Regions from separate parts of the Homo sapiens genome. Here region 2 is linked to region 1. Evidence: chromatin loops called from intact Hi-C (ENCODE). Cell type or tissue: endothelial cell of umbilical vein. All regions are shown on one strand. Each heading gives the region's core, and the rest is flanking DNA. Links, peaks and the distances in the headings are about the cores only. Region 1 has its middle 66 kb from the start of IL33. Region 2 has its middle 65 kb from the start of RANBP6.

The links. Peaks named below come from ENCODE experiments on the same cell type or tissue, not always from the same donor. Only the 100,000 strongest peaks of a DNase experiment are listed, where the experiment ranks them.
Region 2: a loop joins it to region 1, with 8 times the contacts of the local background. A loop is called at or near these places in 2 of 110 quality-filtered maps.

What each region holds. Positions count from the first base shown.
Region 1 is chr9:6,147,981-6,150,897 of GRCh38, reverse strand. No RefSeq gene overlaps it. Among named protein-coding and RNA genes, the nearest start is that of IL33, 66 kb to the left of the region's middle. In endothelial cell of umbilical vein, for the core only: no CTCF peak of the experiment used is centred there; a DNase peak (open chromatin) is centred at 1,447; H3K27ac peaks cover 1,563 bases.
Region 2 is chr9:6,079,037-6,081,953 of GRCh38, reverse strand. No RefSeq gene overlaps it. Among named protein-coding and RNA genes, the nearest start is that of RANBP6, 65 kb to the right of the region's middle. In endothelial cell of umbilical vein, for the core only: no CTCF peak of the experiment used is centred there; a DNase peak (open chromatin) is centred at 1,533; H3K4me3 peaks cover 767 bases; H3K27ac peaks cover 441 bases.

The DNA of each region.
Region 1 (2,917 bases), core at 305-2,804:
GGCTACATTTCATTTATCCATTTATCAGTTGGTGGACATTTGAGTTGTGGTTAATTTTATGCATCACCTTGACCAGGCTAAGTGTTGCCCAGATAGCTGGCAAAACATTATTTTTGTGTGTGCCTGTCAGAATATTCCCAGAAGAGATTAGCAGTTGAATCGGTTGAGTAAACAAGATCACCCTCTTCAATGTAGGCAGACATCATCCACTCATTGAGGGCCCACATAGAACAAAAAGGCAGATGAAGGGCAAATTTGTTTTGTTTCTGTTTGAAATGGGACACCTTTCTCCTCCTGCCAACATTAGCAATCCTGGTTCTTGGACTGTTAGACAGACTGAATTACACCATCAGCTTCCCTGGTTCTCCAGCTTGCAGATATAAAATCGTGGGATGTATTGATCTCCATAAATCCAATTTCTATAATAAATTATTCTTATTATTGTTTAATTATATTTTATTTTATATATATATATCTCCTATTGTTTCTGTCTCTCTGGAAAACCCTAACTTCTATAGATTTTGGCATCAAGAGTGGTTCTAGAGGAATAGAATTTTACAGATGAATTTTCTGAATTGGCTCTATGATTTCTGGAATTGGGTCCCTAATTTGATTAGATTTAAAGACATTAGTGACTCTATTTCCAGTAGTAAAGAAAGTTCATGACATAACCTGCTTATAGAGATACACAAAATATCTACATTGGATATACCTAATCAACAACTTATAGAATGTAATGGGCTAAGTAACTTTATATGTTATATACTTTTAGACTTTTTTTTTTTTAAATTAGGGAACATAATGACATTTGTTTATTGCTCCTAATGTTGCTGGATAAAGTAGTGAAAGAAAAGGATGAGCTCAGATATTTGAATTCCTAGTTTAAGCACTGAACAAATGACCTAAGAATCTATAGATATACCCTCAAAGACAGCCTCATCTCCTATAGCCACAGGGCTGAAATTGCTGAAAAATCAAATGCAGAACCTTATCCTATGATTGGCTGAATTACAATGCAAGTTGAACTCCCATCCTCACAGGGTATCTACTATTAAAGTAAGGGCATTGATTGGGAAAGAATAGCATCCTATAAGTTGGGATGGGGACATACTGGAAGATCTTGATGAAGCTGGGTGCGAGGCTCCTGTATTGGTTCGAACCCCAAGAGCGTGCCAGCAGACAACACGAGGTGGCATGGAGCAACACGCTGTTTTAATGAGCTCCTGGGTGCAGGCGGGCAGAGGCCTAAAATGGCGTCAGCACCAAATGAGGATGGGGCAGGGGTTTTATAGTCTCCTGTAAACAGGAAGTGCCCCAGTCCAATGTGACTGCTACATAGTACCCAGACCACCTCTCTCTCAGTCTTCAGGGAGTACGTGTCTTCCGGCCAGCTCTCTTCCTGCTTCTGCTATCCCGCTCACGCACACTGCTGGTGCAAGTGGCCTTGCGCCTTGGCACTGAGCCTGAGGAGGAAGGAGTTATTCATTTCCTTAAGCTTTCAGGTCCCAGGGAGAATTTTTCACTGGGAACTTAGACTCCTAAATTGTGATGAGTCTTTTTTGCCAATGAAAGAGGCCTCCTCACCCCCAGAAGACGTGGCCTCTCCAACTCCAGTAGTATCTGCCTTTCCACCAATTTTTCCACCTCCATCTAAGGGCATTAACCCAGCATTTCCTGAGAAAATAGTAATGGCCTGTCCTGAGGCAGTTGCCATGCAAGACAACACTGTTTCTCCTCAGAATCCACCCCATCATCCCTCTTTGCTTCTAGAACTGTAATTAGACTCAAGTCTCAGCAGGCCCCTAAGGGTGAAGTAGAAAGTGTGACCCATGAGGAGTTGTACTACACTCCAAAAAAAAAAAAAAGGTATTAATACTTGAGTTTTCTAATTTATACAAGCAGAAATCTTGGCAACATATGCAGGAGTGGATATTAACAGTGTGGGGTAATGGTGAAAGGAACGTAAACTTGGATCATGCAGAATTTATTGATATGAACTCATTAAGTAGAGATTTTTCATGTAATGTTGCAGTTTGGGGAGTCAGAAAGGGCTCTAATTGTTTGGTTACGTGGTTGGCTAAACCATGGGCAAATTGGAAATGCCTGACCCCCACTTGTTTTAATGTAGAGGAAGGATTCAATGGCTTAGGGTGTCTTAGTCTGTTTTCTGTTGCTATAACAGAATGCCACAGACTAGGTAATTTATAAAGAAACTAAGTTTATTTAGCTCAAAGTTCTGGAGGCAGGAAGTTCAACAGCATGGCTCTAGCATCTGTTGGGGGTTTTCTTGCTGTATCATAACATGGTGGAGGGCATCACATGGCAAAAGGGCAAGAACGTGCCAGGTCAGGTCTTTCTTTCTCTTGTATAAAGCCACCAGTCTTGTCATGGAAGTTCCACTCTAAAGATCTTAACTAATCCTAATTAATGACCTTAACTAATCCTACAGGCCCCACCTCCAAAAGTCATCAATATATGAATTTGGGGATTGAGTTTCCAACACATGAAATTTGAGGGATGCATTCAAACCACAGCATGGGAATATTGAAATGTTAGAGTAGATTTGTATTTAAGACCTACTCACTCACACTGGGAGGATACAGAAGACCTATCTTTCACCATGAATGTGAGAAATACATTTGCGAGGGTAGCCCCAGCATCTGTGAAGGGCTTTGTGATAGCTCTCCTTTGTAGGCCAGACTTCAGAGTGGTAACCGTAGCCATTCAATAAGAAAACCTAAATGAATTAGGAGTGATTGGATTCCAGGATGACAGGGGCCAAATTGTGGCACTCAGCTGCCAAAAGCAAGGCGGGTGTAATTACCACAATGGACAGCAGAGTCAAAGCAACAATCGTAATAGTCTGACTCATGCAGGCCTATAACATTGGTTACTTGATCATGGTGTTCCTAGAAGT
Region 2 (2,917 bases), core at 201-2,700, 69 kb after region 1:
CAAGGGCTCCTGGTGGGACTCAAAATAAAAGAGGCAGAGCCCCTGACTCCCCTATTGTTCTTCGGAAGTCATGAGTGTAAAAATTTCTCTCTCTCTCTTTATTTCAGGACATTCCCTCTTGAAGTGGCCTGTTCTTCCACATCTGTAGCCTCTATCTTGTCCTTCTTCCGTCTCAGTCTTAGCATTCTCAGCCCTTGCTCCCCTATACCACTTAGGGGGCTTATTAAATGAGGACCTTGACCCTCCAGATGGAGGCTTCAGTCCTCTAAAGGAGGGTTTAGGCCCCTTATAATCTCTGGCCCCTTGAAAGCCCTGCTTAGAGATATATGGATTTGGAGCCATCTGTTGGAAGGCAGAAAACATGAGTTTTGTCTTTTGTTTTTGTTTTTGTTTTCCTCATCTCTTCTCACATATACTTTTTGAGCCTCCCTGAGCAGTTCACTCAGAGGCTGGTCCTCCCAACTTTCTATCTTTCGTAATTTTCTTGAAATGTTTGGCCAACTTTTAGTAACAAAGTGAGGTTTTAACATTCCTCGTCCAAGGGGGTTTTCCAAATCAAGGCCTGCATATTGTCTCATTTGCTCCCTCAATCTGTTTAAGAATCTAGCAGGTCCCTCATCTTTTTCCTGTTGAATATCAAATGCTTTAGAAAGATTTTGAGTTCGGGGTACTGATTCTCGAATTCCTTTTATTATCATCTTCCTTAGGTCCTTCACGTTTTCCCAGTGATTTGCATTGTTATTGTCCCACTGGGGGTCTCGGGTGGGAAATTTATGGTCTGCAGGAGGAACATTTTGACCAGAAGGGTGCTCACATTCCCAAACCACCATAGCAGCCCTCCGAATCGTACTTCGTTCTTCCCCTGAAAAGAGGACACCCAAAATGGACATCAACTCAGCCCAGTGTATATCTGAGGCCCTAGAAATTGATCAATTTGATCTGCTACTCCATAAGGGTCATCCAATAATGGCTTAAGCTCCTTTTTTAAATTCTGGACTTCTGAACTGGTCAAGGGAGAGTTTACAAAGCCAATAGCCACCCCCTGTCCTTGTGGTACCACCCTTAGAGGAAAGAAAGTTGGATCTGGCTCTTTAGGTGTGGAGGGAAATGGAAAGTTTCGAATATCTTTTTTACATTGCTCTATTTCACATTGAAGCCCCTTTAAAGAGGGATACTTAATAGTTTTGTTGAGGAGGGGGGCAGGCTCACAAGATGGTAATTCTGCAAAGTGAGGATTATAGGCAGGAGGAGCAATATGAGTATATGAGTATAGAAACCACAGGTCGGGGAGGGATCTGCAGCAGCAGCTGGGGGAATGGAACACGGGCAAGTGACACAGGTGAGGGAGTGGCCTGAAACAGCTGGGCAGTAACCCGAAACCGCAGCCAGAGGGACGGAATCGGGAACAACTGGAAGAGTGACACAAGCAGGGGAGGGACCTGAAATGGAAACGGGAGCTGGAGGGGCGGGACTGGGGGGCAACCAGAAGAATGATGCAAACAGGGGAGGGACCTGAAACGGAAATGGGAACCAGAGGGGCGGGATCGGGGCGGCCAGAAGAGTGACGCAAGCAGGGGAGGGACCTGAAACGGGAACCGGAGGGGCGGGATTGGGGGCAGCTGGAAGAGTGACACAAGCAGGGGAGGGACCTGAAACAGGAACTGGAGGAGTGGGATGGGGGCACTGAATGGAGGAAGGTGATCTAGAGGGTCCCACGTGTTAGTGGGTGTGGGTTGTCTAGACATGGGAACTCTTTCCCTGCCAGAGGGGTTGGCTTCTGGCTTTCTCCCTCCGGAGTCTAAAGGGTAAAGGAGGATAGGTCCCTGCCACCAATAGAGGGTGTAATCAATTTCTTCCTGGGAAACAGGGCTCTTATCATTAACATGCTCAATTAAGAGCTGACAAATCCGCTCCTCATTTGACCCAAATTTTGGCCAGAAAAGTGAGGGTTTCAGGATGGGTTCTCGAGCCCAAATAAAACAAAAATATTTTATCATCTGCTGTTTTCGTTTATACTTGGTCCTCTCATTATCTTTCCAATACTTTAGCATAAGCCCCAAGGGGCTATCAGAAGGAATTTCATTGCTCTCTTGACTCTTTAGTTTTCCTGTCTTACATGAAACATTCCCCATCTTAGGGGTTATGGGGGGCTCTAACCTCTCCTGTTAGAGGTGTCTACCCCCCTCTTTCTAGAGGCTCAATGAGGCTTTAAGAGGGGGTTCAACCTGTTGTGTTGGAGGTGTCTTACCTCCCCCTTTCTGGAGGCTTAGCCTCTCCCGTTAAGGGTTTCCTGCATATCCTATAGCTCACCCCTCTGGAGGCTCCTTGTACCCTTCTTTCTCTTTGTCTACTGTGACTCTTCCTGCCCCTAGTCGATAGATGGCAACACGAAACCGCAGAGAAGACTCACTCACTCCACACAACCATAATGCTTAGCCCCATTCACACACTGTCAAACTCCAAATTATCCTGACCACCAAGGAAATACTTTGTCACCTTTGTGAAGTCTCCTACCTTTTTCCATGCACAAGAATTACCTGGTCCTCTTATTGCCACGGTCTTGCAAGCCTCTCCTCCCTGCTTTGCTGAGAACCCAGATTTATTCATCACAATGGGTGGGCCCTGACCCCCCTCACCCTCTGGCCACCATAACAAGACAGTGGGACCCCTGGGTGAGGTGACCAAAGACCCCCTTCCCAAAGGAGAGTATTTGAGCCCCAGAATTTGGGCACCAGAATTGTTGAGAATAATGCCCAAAATCCTAAGGAAATTGAACACTCAAACAAAGGATTCTTAACCAAGCAATTTTACTTTTGCGCAGAGGGGTGCTTCTCCTTGGCCGGTCACCATGAGAGCACACCTGAACAAAGGGGCATGAGAGCCTTTATTCCTAATGCAAGTCCTGACCCTGTACCCT